Regions from separate parts of the Homo sapiens genome. Here region 2 is linked to region 1. A link is a contact called in ENCODE Hi-C data. All regions are on one chromosome and are shown on one strand. Each heading gives the region's core, a stretch centred on a gene start or an enhancer-like site at or near the end of the contact. The rest is flanking DNA. Distances are from core to core; before and after follow the strand shown.

Region 1 (5,509 bases), core at 430-2,929:
CCCAGCCTCAGTGGGTCCCTCTTTTACATGCCTGCAGCTCACCGGATGCTCCCGTGTGGCACTCAGCTATCATGAGGTGTGCATCCGTCCAGGTGGACCCCAGAGCCCCGCATGCAACCACGGGCCCCGCCTGGGCCTCAGCCTCCATCCCAGGAATGGGAGAACCAGCTTCACTTCAGGCCAGGAAAGAGGGAGACTGAAAGAGCAGATGACATGGGACAGGACAGAGCCTGAGGCCCAGACAGGCCATGAGCGAGGGGAGGTGAGAATAAGGCCACAGGTGGTCCCGTGTCTGCCTTCCCTGCTCAACGTGCAGAGAGGGCTGGCCATTTTCTCCGGCTTCATCAGCATGCTCTACAGTCACTGCGAGTGTTGCAGGAGGAATTGTGGCCTCCTCCACAGCAGCGAGAACACTGAGCCCCGTTTCATCTGTCTTCCTCCTGTTTCCTTGAACCCTCCCAAGATTCTTTCTTTGGTGCGTTATTCATGTTGTTCCTTTTCCTGCAAGAGAGAGGCCTTTGTCCTCCTTGTTCAGCAAGCACCTAGTCAGTGGTAAAGTGCAATATTTAGCTGGTAACAAAGGTGTGGAATGGAATTGGCTTCCATGATTTGGCGAAGTATTTGCAAGAAGCCTATGGTGAGGCTTCTTGTTTACAGATCCACGTGTCTTAGTGGAAACCTCAGAAACACATGCTCTCGTGGATGCTGTCATTCTTCTTTTTTTGTTTGTTTTGGTTTTTTGGGGGGGGGTTTTGTTTTTTGTTTGTTTGTTTGTTTTTTGAGATGGGGTCTCGCTCTTTCTCCCAGGCTGGAGTGCAGTGGTGCAACCTCAGCTCACTGCAACCTCCACCTCCCGAGTTCAAGCCATTCTCCTGCCTCAGCCTCCTGAGTAGATGGGACCACAGGCGTGCACCACCACGCCCAGCTAATTTTTGTATTTTTAGTAGAGACTGGGTTTCACCATGTTGGCCAGGCTGGTCTCAAACTCCTGACCTCAGGTGATCCACCCTCCTCAGCCTCCCACAGTGCTGGGATTGCAGGCGGGAACCACTGTGCCTGGCCAGATGCTGTAATTCTTTGGAAAGGGATGGAGTTGGCATTTCCCCTTATGCTGTTGGGAAAATGGCTTTGCTAAGATGTCAGAAGTCCCTGTTAATACAACTTAAATAGATAAACCATAGTCAGAGCCTGGGGAAAATTCCTGTTTAACATATTCATTTGCATGCAGTGATGACACTTATTTCAAAGCATTCCTGTCTCAGCAATGCAGTAGGTCAAATGTGTAGGCATCCCTGGGCTGGCACAGGTACATAGGACTTCTAATGCTTGGCCTTTTCCCTAGTTTGATTGTACTCTCTGACCAGCCTGATTTAGGAAGGGTTTGATAGTACAATATCCGTCTTTCCCTCACGCGTGCTGCCAGTCCCAGGGGGATGGGAGCAGCCACTCACCCGTAGGAGTTCCAGGTGTGCACAGCTGGCTCAGAGCCTGCTGGCCCAGCACACATTTCCCAGGCCAGCACAGTGTGCTGAAGTGCTTTTCATCAAACAGTTAACAAGACTTCCTTATACATTTCCCCAGTGTCAAGAAAAACAAAAGGTGCCCAGTTCTCTGCTGCCTCCAGCAGTGCTGGGCAGAAGTGAGACAGGAAGCCAGGCTCCCGAGCTCACACACGCAGACGTAGGTGGGAAGCTACACTGCGTGGGCTTTCACATCCCCAGGGCCCGGGCTGAGGCCTCTTAAAGACAAGCTGGCCCTGTGCTTGCTCCACACCTGACGCACGCCAGGCCAGGCCACAGCGTGGCTCTCTGTCAACAGAGGAAGTGGCGCAGTAAGTGGCCAGCCCCTCCCTGCTTTGGAAAGGTCCCGCTATTCACAGAATCCTGGGTGTGAGCCCTGACACCAAAGGCAGAAACCACAAGGGAGAAGCCAGCCCTGGCTGCCTAAATGCGAAATAAGCCTGTTGCTGGCTGCCACGAAAATGCCACTGTGTTCCAGTCCTAAATGGGGTGCATGCTATTGGTTTGAGACAGTGATTTTTTTTTTTTCTTTGAGACTGGGTCACACTCTGTCACCCATGCTGGAGTGCAGTGGCATGATCTCCGCTCGCTGCAACCTCCGCCTCCCGGGTTCAAGCAATTCTCCTGCCTCAGCCTCCTGAGTAGCTGGGACTACAGGCACACGCTGCCACACCCAGCTAATTTTTTGTATTTTAGTAGAGATGGGGTTTCACCGTGTTGCCCAGGCTGGTCGCGAACTCCTGACCTCAGGTGACCCGCCCGCCTCGGCCTCCCAAAGTGCTGAGATTACAGGCGTGAGCCACTGCACCTGGCCGAGAGAGAGATTTTTATCACATGAAGAAAATAGCTTCTTTCTGTGTTTTCAAGGTTGTGGCTTTTTTAAAATCAGAAAAGAATATTGAGTTTTCTCAAATGCCTTCTCAATGCGTATTAAAATGACGGTACATTTTTTTCCCATGGTGTATTAAAGTGTGATTTTGTAGTAACAGGTTTAAAGCATTCCTGAAATTAGCCCTCCTTTAAATAAAATATGCTATGTGGCTAGATGAAGTTTGTTAGCATTGGGTAGGGGACTTGAGTGTCTATTTATAGGTGGAAGCGAAGGGCATCTGTTCCGTCCGTGTGCGCATGCGTTGAGACGCATGTCATGCCATCTCAAGAGGCTTGGGATCAGGGTTTGTTAACTTTTTTAAATGAACTGGGAAGCTGCACATCTTTTTCTTTCACTTTAAGAATTTGCAGTGGCTCACGCCTCCCACACCTGTAATCCCAGCACTTTGGAAGGCCGAGGTGGGAGGATCGCTTGAGCCCAGGAGTTTGAGACCAGCCTGAGCAACATAGTGAGAACCTGTCTCAATTAAAAAGAAAAAAAAAGAATTTGAAAGAACTGCCTGGGATCTAGTGCCTTTTGAAACAGCAATTCTTTAATAACATTTGCCATTTTTCTTCTTGGAATTCCTCCTTTTTAAGTCGATATTTGATAGTTTATAATTTAACCAAAAAGTATCCCAATTCACTGAGGATTTTCCAATTTTTAACAAACCTTTTTTACGTATTAATCTCTTATACTTCTTCTTTTTCTTTTCTGTTTTTTGTTTTTTGTTTATTTGTTTGTTTGTTTAGGACAGTGTCTGGCTCTGTCGCCCAGGCTGGAGTGCAGTGGCACGATCTCGACTCACTGCAACCTCTGCCTCCTGGGTTCACGGCATTCTCGTGCCTCAGCCACTCAAGTTAACTGGGACTACAGGTGTGTGCCACCATGCCTGGCTAATTTTGATATTTTCAGCAGAGATGGGGTTTCGCCATGCTGCCCCGGCTGGTCTTGAACTCCTGAGCTCAAGTGATCTGCCCACCTCGGCCTCCCAAAGTGGTGGTATTACAGGCGTGAGCCACCGCACCTGGCCTATATTGCTTCTAATAATTATTGATGGACAAATTATGTGCCATTTGGAGAGATTTATTTTGTTCTTTTTAAAAAATATCTTGCTTTGGATACTTATTTTGTTTATTTTCATTTATTTTTGTTTAATAAAATAATTTATAACTATTAATTTTTCTCAGAATTCACTTTTGCCCCATTCCATTCATTTGTACATATAGTATTGCCGATCTTGTTCTCTTAATATTTTGTAATTGAATTTTTAAATTCTCCTGTGACTTCGAAATTATATAAATGATCTTTCATTTCTAGGAATTCCATTTTTTTAAATTTATCCTTTTTTTAAAACTAATTTTTAGTTTTCAGTATTGTAGCCTGAGAATATTGACTTATGATTTATACTCTGGGGATTTGATGAGTCTCTTTTTGCCGCCTAACACAGACCCAGGGGCCTTTGAAAAGCCGGCTGAGTCTCTGTAGAATAGAACCTTTATCAGACAGTCACTGCATCGGTTTATTAACATTATTTTTCATAATCACTTTATGCTACTGTTTATCTACCTAGCCTTGGGAGGTGTGTTTAAGTCTCCCACGTGTCTTGCGTTCCTGGCAGCTGCGGGCTGTCTGTACGCTGTGGCGCAGTGCCAGCTGTCCTGGGTGGAGCATCCCCATCAGCCCCACTGATGGCCCTTCTCACCGGCCTGGGCCAGGTCTGCTGGGAAGCCCACACCCCTGCTCACCTTCTGTCTGCGTCTCCTGGGTACATCCCTCTCTCGCTGTCTTCCTTCAGGCTTTGTTTCACTTTGCCTTGGAGGTGGCCACTGTGACCAGAGTAAGGGGGATTTTTGCTCTTACCCTCCCTGCCCCGGTGGTGTCTGCAGTCTGGTTGTTGAGACCAACAGTGGGTGAATAATCACATGAGTTCATGGACAGCCACAAAGTAACACCCATCTATGAAGGAAAACCCCACTTTGCTGGGGAAGCCAAATATGATTGAAGCATCCAGAAAAGGCCTCTTTGAGGACGTGACATTTAAGCGAAGGGCGAGCATAGGGTGGCCTTGTGAAGATGAGGCTAAGAGCTTTCCAGTTAAAAGGAACAGCATGTGCAAAGGTCCTGAGGCAGAACACTGGCCACTGTGGCTAGAATGTGGCCAGCAGGAGGGAGGGGACCCAGTTGAGTGACCCACACAGAAGCTTCTGAATCTGGGACAGGTGTAATGGTGAGCACTGAAGGCGTGAAGCAGGGGTGGGAAGGTGTGGACGGTGGGCTTGGGCAGCGGCCAGGGTGTGGGATGTGGCCTGGAGAGCCCGTGGTAGCTAAGCCCAGCATGCAGAGTGGAGGGCGGTGGAGGGGTTTGATGGCTGCCCCTGACTAAACTGGGGGAGGCAGAAGAAGGGGTAGATAGATGCCAAGCCCCCACATACTCACTACAGAAAAGTGGAAGCTGGTATGTAAGTTGTAATAACCCATCCACCAGGACGAGTCACTTCTGCCCCATCCTGGGCACAGTGATGGGGCCTCAGGAGGGGAGGGCACCCTTGAGGGAAAGGGGAGCCATGATAACTCAGGGGATAGGCATGGCATGGGGGCCCTGAGTCACATGTGTTCACAGCCAGAAGTGAACAGCCCAGGCTTCAGGTGGAGGAGGGAGAATGGGGAACTCTCAGGTGCAGCCCAAGGCCGAGAGAGAAGGAGCACTTCGCGGGGGATGCCTCTCCTCCGGGGGCTGGTAAGGGCCCGGGGTCTTCAGTGAGTGAGGATGCCCCACTGCCACCCGGAGCAAGGCTGGAGTGAGGATGAGGTGGGGGCCTGGAGCAAGGGCGAGGTGGAAGAGGGAGGGGTAAGGAGGGATCGGGAGGAGGAGGAGGGGCTGGGAGGAGGAGGGAGGGATCAGGGGGTGGAGGAGGGGCTGGGAGGAGGAGGGAGAGGCCAGGAGGAGAGAGGGATCAGGAGGAAGAGGAGGGGCCAGAAGGACAGGGAGATGGAGGAGGGAACAGGAGGACCAGGAGGACGCAGAGGTCTCCGCAGAGGGGGTGGGGGGAACACAGCGAGGAGGAAAGTGGGGTCCTGCCCCCAGGGCCCACCCCGCACCCCCACTCACCCTTCC
Region 2 (5,815 bases), core at 2,507-5,006, 390 kb after region 1:
GCGGCTCTAATAGACCAGCCTCATTTTGAGAAGCTGGCAAAACCAACGTCCCTGTCAAAGTGGACTTTGCCTCCTGCCCTCCACAGATGTGTGCCCATAGCCAGCTGGACCAGCTGTTCCTGGGGAGCTCCTAGGAAACCTGTTTCCACCTCAAGGCGGGTAGGGGGAGGGAGGGTGGGCATGCACTTATGTGCTCAGGGTACCAAAGCCCAGGAGGGAAAATGGCAGCCTGGTTGAAAAGGGGCTGCCAAAAGCCAACATGAGCCTCTGGGCGTGAACCTGCCCTTGAGGCCCTCTTTGCATGTCCGCCTACTGGCTCTGCCCCTAAGAACAGTCAGACTCAAAGAAAGAGGTTAAGCTCGGACCCCTGACCAGGTCACCTGGCCACATTTTTGGTAGCTGGGTTGCCTCAACTTGACAGAGCACCATTCAGAAAGTGCAGTCCACCACAAGAACAGAGAGCCTGGGATCAGGAGGAAAAGCAGCTGGTGGGGGTGGGGAAGGAGTGGGGCCAGGAGCAGAGACTACTGGCTGGTGGGGTCGCATGGGTTCGTTACCCTATCCTCCCCACTTTCAGAGATACTCATACTTTCCATAATAGTGTTTAAAAATTAGGAACGAAAGCAAGCCTGGGACCCAGTTCCAGCCTCCACTGCCACTGCCAGGACTGGTAAAGTCTTACTGTACTCAATACCTGCAAACCTAAGGCGGAAAAGCATTTTTTGTGGAAATCAGAAATCAGTGTTCAATCACCAGAGGAGTCCCACCTCATGAGGTCACAGCTTGATGTATATCCACAAACAACATGCCATGTCACATGTCACCAGAGGCAGGACAGTGCCAGCCCCCCAGAGGCTCCTGGTGGCCCTCCCAGCCACCATCTACCCCGCGGGGACTCACTAGCTTGGCTTCTTGCAGCCTAGTGAATTCTGCCTGTTTTCGAACTTTACATAATAGGGCTCATACAGCATGTACTGTCTCTGCAAGCCCTGCAGGATTTTACAACCCCAAATATTCTAACATGTTTTCTACTTCCTGGTAGGAGCCAACTCCCTGAGGCCAGCCTGCTGTAATCCTGAGAAAATGTTTGTCCTGCTAAATAAACAGCCGCACTCTCCATGGCAACGGTTGGGTAACTGAGGAAAATGTGACCGCAGCCATCCAAATATGGAGGGAAGGAGGTGCACCGGGGAGGCATTGTCTTGGCCTCACTAGGACACCTTCAATGATCTCAATTCAGACTTTTAAATCCCTACATTTTTAGAACTACAAGACTTTAAAGCAAATAAAGGCAAAAGTGTCAGCCTCCTAGCTCCCCGGTGGTCAGGGACTGAGCTACTCCGAATTGCAGGAAGCTCAGGCATCTGCTCCTCCTGTACCTGGTTTCTTAAAGAGTGGATTCTGATTCCTCTATGTCACCCCAGGAAGAGCACGAGGAACCCTTCGAGGCCGGTGAGGGTTCAGCACGGCAGCTCACTCTGTCTTGGGAACTACCAGTCTCTGAAAACCAAGTGGCCTTGACTCCTGTCACCAGTCACTGCTATTCATTTACTGCTTCTAATTTGCTCTAGACTTGGAGATATGGTAACAAACTTGTTACAAATGTGTACACGATGAGCATAATGAGTTGAAAGGAGGGCCTGGTCCCTAGGGGGGAGTGCGTGGGCTGGGGGAGGGGTCCATCAGAGGCCCCCTCTAGACTAATTCTCCCTTGGTTCCCAAGGTGGGCCAGCTTTCCAGAAGTGTGGCGACAGTCTCTGCCAAGCTTATGGAATTGTGTGTTTCTGGCTCCCTCTGCCAAACAGAGTAGTTTTCAAAAGGTAAAAGCACACCCAGAGCCTGTCTTTCTTCTGACTAAACGCCAAGTGGCCCTGCCAGCTGTTCAATGACCTGACAGAGCCGTGGTTTGCCGAGTCCTGGTGAAGTTACATCATCGCTTAAAAACAGCAGTGTGACTACCAGTATTTTTGAGAAAGTTCAGTGGGTACGAGAAGTAGTGCACAGGAGAGGAATCTTTCCTTTTTCCTTGTAAGCACTGCAGACGTGGCTCACAGGAGAACATTACTTGGCCCAAAGGCAAGAGCATATCAGAAGCCTCTGTCTCCTGCGAGAAACCTGGGAAAAATCATCTGTAGGGTAACAGAAAACCAAAAACCTGGGAATTAAAGTAGACCTCTGAGACTGCCCAATCTGAGCCCCTCCAAACAAACAAGGAAACTGAGGCCCAGACTGGGAGCCAGCAGCAGCCAGCTGGCTGACACAGGGCTCCCCCTTCCCACCTGGCACTCCAGTCTCCACAGAAAGCCAGGGCTGCGTTAGTTCTGTACCAATGAATCATACCAAGGCGACAGTGACAGATAACTGCAAACACCCACGGTGCCATCCCCGCGCTGGCACACCACACAGCTTCCACTCAAAAAAAACGGAGTCCCTTTCTTCATTATAGTCATATAGCACACAAAAATCAATTCACCTTGTATTTTAAAACTCAATTTCCAAATAAAGCCTTCAGGTAGAGTCCTGTTTTCTTCTCAGGCACACCCAGCCTGGGACCAGAAGCCCCAGGTGGGGGTAGAGGGTGGGCCAAGAAGTCTAGCAGTCCTGCTGTGCCATATACAGGTGAGAGGCGTCCATGTGGGGCTTTAGCCACCGTGTGGGGTTCTTAACACATTTCCCGGACTTAAGGCCCTTCCTCCCAAATTCCAGCCCACCCAGGATTCAGCACGCAAGTGGAGGCCATCACTGAACCTCTGAAGCTCATCCTGCCCCAGGACGATGGGAAGATCCTGCAGACAGCCTGGGCCTGGGCCTCAGTTTGCTCATCTGTCAGGCTGAGGGGTTACTCTGGGTGATTTTCAGGGTGCCTTCTGGCTCTGTTGTTCTGTATGAATCAGCTTTCCAAACGGGTTCCTTCTGTGTAGGTTACAGAAACCCTGGCAACCAACTCGTCATCCCTTACCCTGGCCTTCCTGAAGGGGGAAGCAGGCCACCTCCCACCCCCTGGTCTATGTCTGGGACTTGGCAGCCAAAGTACATCCCAGAAGGTAGGCGCGACTGCTGCACCAAAGAGTGGACACCCCCATTCCCTTCTATCCAGTCCGGGGAAAGGGAATTAATACAGGGTGGTCCAGGGGAGGCAAAGGGGCGAACATTAGAGGGTCTCCCCGCCCTCAGGTTCCCAGGCCTGGCTTGGCACCGGGACTTCCTTGTCCCTCTGATCACCCATTCCAGGAGACCCGTGGGTGTCCAGGAAAAGCTCCTAGATCAGCGCCCCTCCATGGCCCTTCCCCAGCCCAGGACTTAGCCCTGTGGCCTCAGAAGAGGCAGTCAGCTCCCCGAGGGTCCTCCAGATCCCAGGGCCGGCTGCGCTGACCCTTGGTTTCCTTGGCCTTCCCCATGCGAGGGGAGGGAGGGTTCCCAAAAGAGAATCGCCCACGGAACCGCAGCCCGCGCGCAGTCACTCGGTAGCTCGGTGCCCTACACACGCTGCCTCACCTTTCGGACCTCAGGCTCCTGAGCTGCGAAGCGGGGGTTCGAGTCCCCAACCCTCGGTGTCACCGCAGTTCAAACGAGCGCACCCTGCGCGCGGCTCGACCACTCTCCACCTGGGACAGGGCCAAGGGCACACGCCCCCACGCCGGCGCCGTTTCAAGCCGAGGAGTCCAGCAGCCCAAGGAACTTCCGGCGGCGCCTCCGCTGCCCGAGCCGGCGCTGGGACCCCGACCTGCCCGAGGCCCGCGCGCCGGCGGCGGTTACGTAAGCCGCAGCGGGGCCGCGCCGCGCCACTTACCGCCGGCCGCGCCCGCGTCAGCCCGTCCGCCGGTCCCTCCGCCGACTCGCGGCTCTGTCCGCCCGGCCCCGCGCCCGCCGCCGCCGCCCACAGCTGCACGTATCCCCTCAGCGCCGCCGCCTCCGCCGCGGCCGAGTCGCCGCTGTCACATAGTGGAAAACGTGACCGCGCGCGCCGCGCCCGCCCCCGGCCTCCGCCATTGGCCGCGACTCCGTCTCATCTGCATACATGAGGGGCGGGGCCTACGAACGCCGCGCGCCCATTGGTGGCCGCGCCCGTCGCTCTTTTTACATAAGACGCACATGGAACTCCATGTTCACCTCGTCGGTTCCTCAATGGAGACGCGGCGCGTTCGTGCTACCCGTCGTCCTCCCTAGTGGTCTCATCCACTTCCGGCGTCGGCGCCTTCCATTCACTACGCCCTCAAGCCCGCCAGCTCGGGGAGCGCGGAGTGGCGCGTACCATTGCGGGCGGGGGAGCTGGGCGCGGGGCTCCTGCGCACCTCCGGCCGGCCTGGCAGACCCGGCGCGCCGAAGCCGGACGAGGGAGACCTCCACCTCCGGCCACCGGCCAGAGGCGCGCCCCCAGCGGCCAGGGCCGCGGGAAAGTCCGCGCGGCATGCTTCATTCACGCATTCACATTCATTCATTTACTCATTCACTCACTCATTCATCGCGGGGCCCCGGAGCAGCCCAGGAGAAGGTGGCAGCACCGCCCTGCAGCAGCTCCGGGGGCACGCCCACCCGGGCCTCTGAGGTGCCTGTGGTCGACACTTGTCCCGGCAGCTACCAAGTGACCTTTCTTATTTTTGAGACCACGTGTTGCAATTTTTGGTTCAGGAAATAGAGTCATTGTTACTCTGGGGAGGTACAAAAGAAAGAAATGATGTTGTCCCTGCCCCCAAGCGCATCACTAGGGAGAAAGGACTATCTCATAAAAAGGAAACTTAATCAAATGCTAAATTGGGCGATGTGGGCTATAAATTAACCAGAGCTATCCCCACAGGCTCCGTGAGAAAGGCAGCACTTCCAAGGCGGGTAAGATGGGCCCTGAGAAAGGGACGCCTTACAACGGTGCAAGCCGTAGAGACGCAGGAGCCAGGGGTAGGAGGTTGTCCTGGGAGACAGCGCGGGACCCTGCATCACCTTGTTTCGGTAAGCATTGTGTGGGGCATGTGGAGCCTCTAAACTTCCATTTAAAGTGTCAGGAGAAAGAGTACAATTTCCCCGGGTCTGGGTAGAAGCCTGAGACTTACAGGACAGGAAGGAGCTTTCAGGCTCCCACGCAGCAGGCTCTGAATGTGTAGGCTCTCATGGGGAAGGCGAGACTGTCCAAGAAGCTGGAGCCCGCAGCATCTCTCTTTACTCTTCTTGTTCTTCTTTACCTGGACTCACCTGGGGACCAGGGATGGGACAGAAGGAAAAGTTATGAACCCACATCAGGAATTCCTGAGTGTGATAACTCCTTCTCTTCTACTTGACAAGGTGTGTGTGCAACTTCTCAGATGCAAACCAGGGCAAATACCAAGTTCATCGGGGCAGCCCTTCCCACAGAAGCCCCGGGAGGCCTGCATGCTGTTCACACACTCAGTCAGGTGGCCCCTCCTCCTGTTCCTCTGACATTGACACCTCGACACACTCCCCGCCCCCTCTCCCTAACACATACACACACAAATGCCAAGCAAACCCAGGCCCGGCTGCTGCGCCCTGCACACACCCAAAGGCTCTTTTGTTTCTTCCCTCCCATTGACGTCAATGGGGAGCTCCATTGTTCTGGAAACAAGAGTAAACAGACAGCTCATCCACACCTTACCGAGATTCTTCTTCATGCTTTTGCTGGGTCTTGCTCCATATTCAGCCTGCTACCTGATGTCACATTTCCTCCCTAAATGTAGCCTTTTTTATTTCCACCAATAAATCTGGTAGAAATATATTGAAATCAATTCTTTTAGAAATTATCAAGTGCTTTGGGCTCTAGGACTCTTCAGAATCTCATCTATTTTCAGTGATTCACAGCCAGTTTCTT

What was found. Hi-C counts contacts between places; a loop is a spot of excess contacts on that map. Pooled maps may share reads with other maps.
Region 2: a loop to region 1 is called in a pooled map, with 5 times the contacts of the local background. The contact joins the promoter of PER2 here to the enhancer-like site in region 1. A Hi-C loop is called at or near these places in 7 of 50 pooled maps.

What each region holds. Positions count from the first base shown.
Region 1 is chr2:237,897,037-237,902,545 of GRCh38, forward strand. All of the region lies in intron 2 of RAMP1 (receptor activity modifying protein 1), which reads left to right. Among named protein-coding and RNA genes, the nearest start is that of RAMP1, 40 kb to the left of the region's middle. RefSeq lists enhancers at 1-1,919, 1,887-1,936, 2,017-2,126. Within about 2 kb of position 1,680, at least 29 of the 41 ENCODE cell types and tissues checked have a DNase peak (open chromatin) inside an H3K27ac peak, as active enhancers do.
Region 2 is chr2:238,284,854-238,290,668 of GRCh38, forward strand. It overlaps PER2 (period circadian regulator 2), which reads right to left and starts at 3,757. Exons shown (of 23, transcript NM_022817.3): 1 at 3,496-3,757. LOC112268433 (a long non-coding RNA gene) reads left to right here and starts at 3,016. Exons shown (of 3, transcript XR_002959458.2): 1 at 3,016-3,044. RefSeq lists enhancers at 2,695-3,217, 3,302-4,196, 5,271-5,320 and silencers at 3,745-3,894, 4,235-4,504.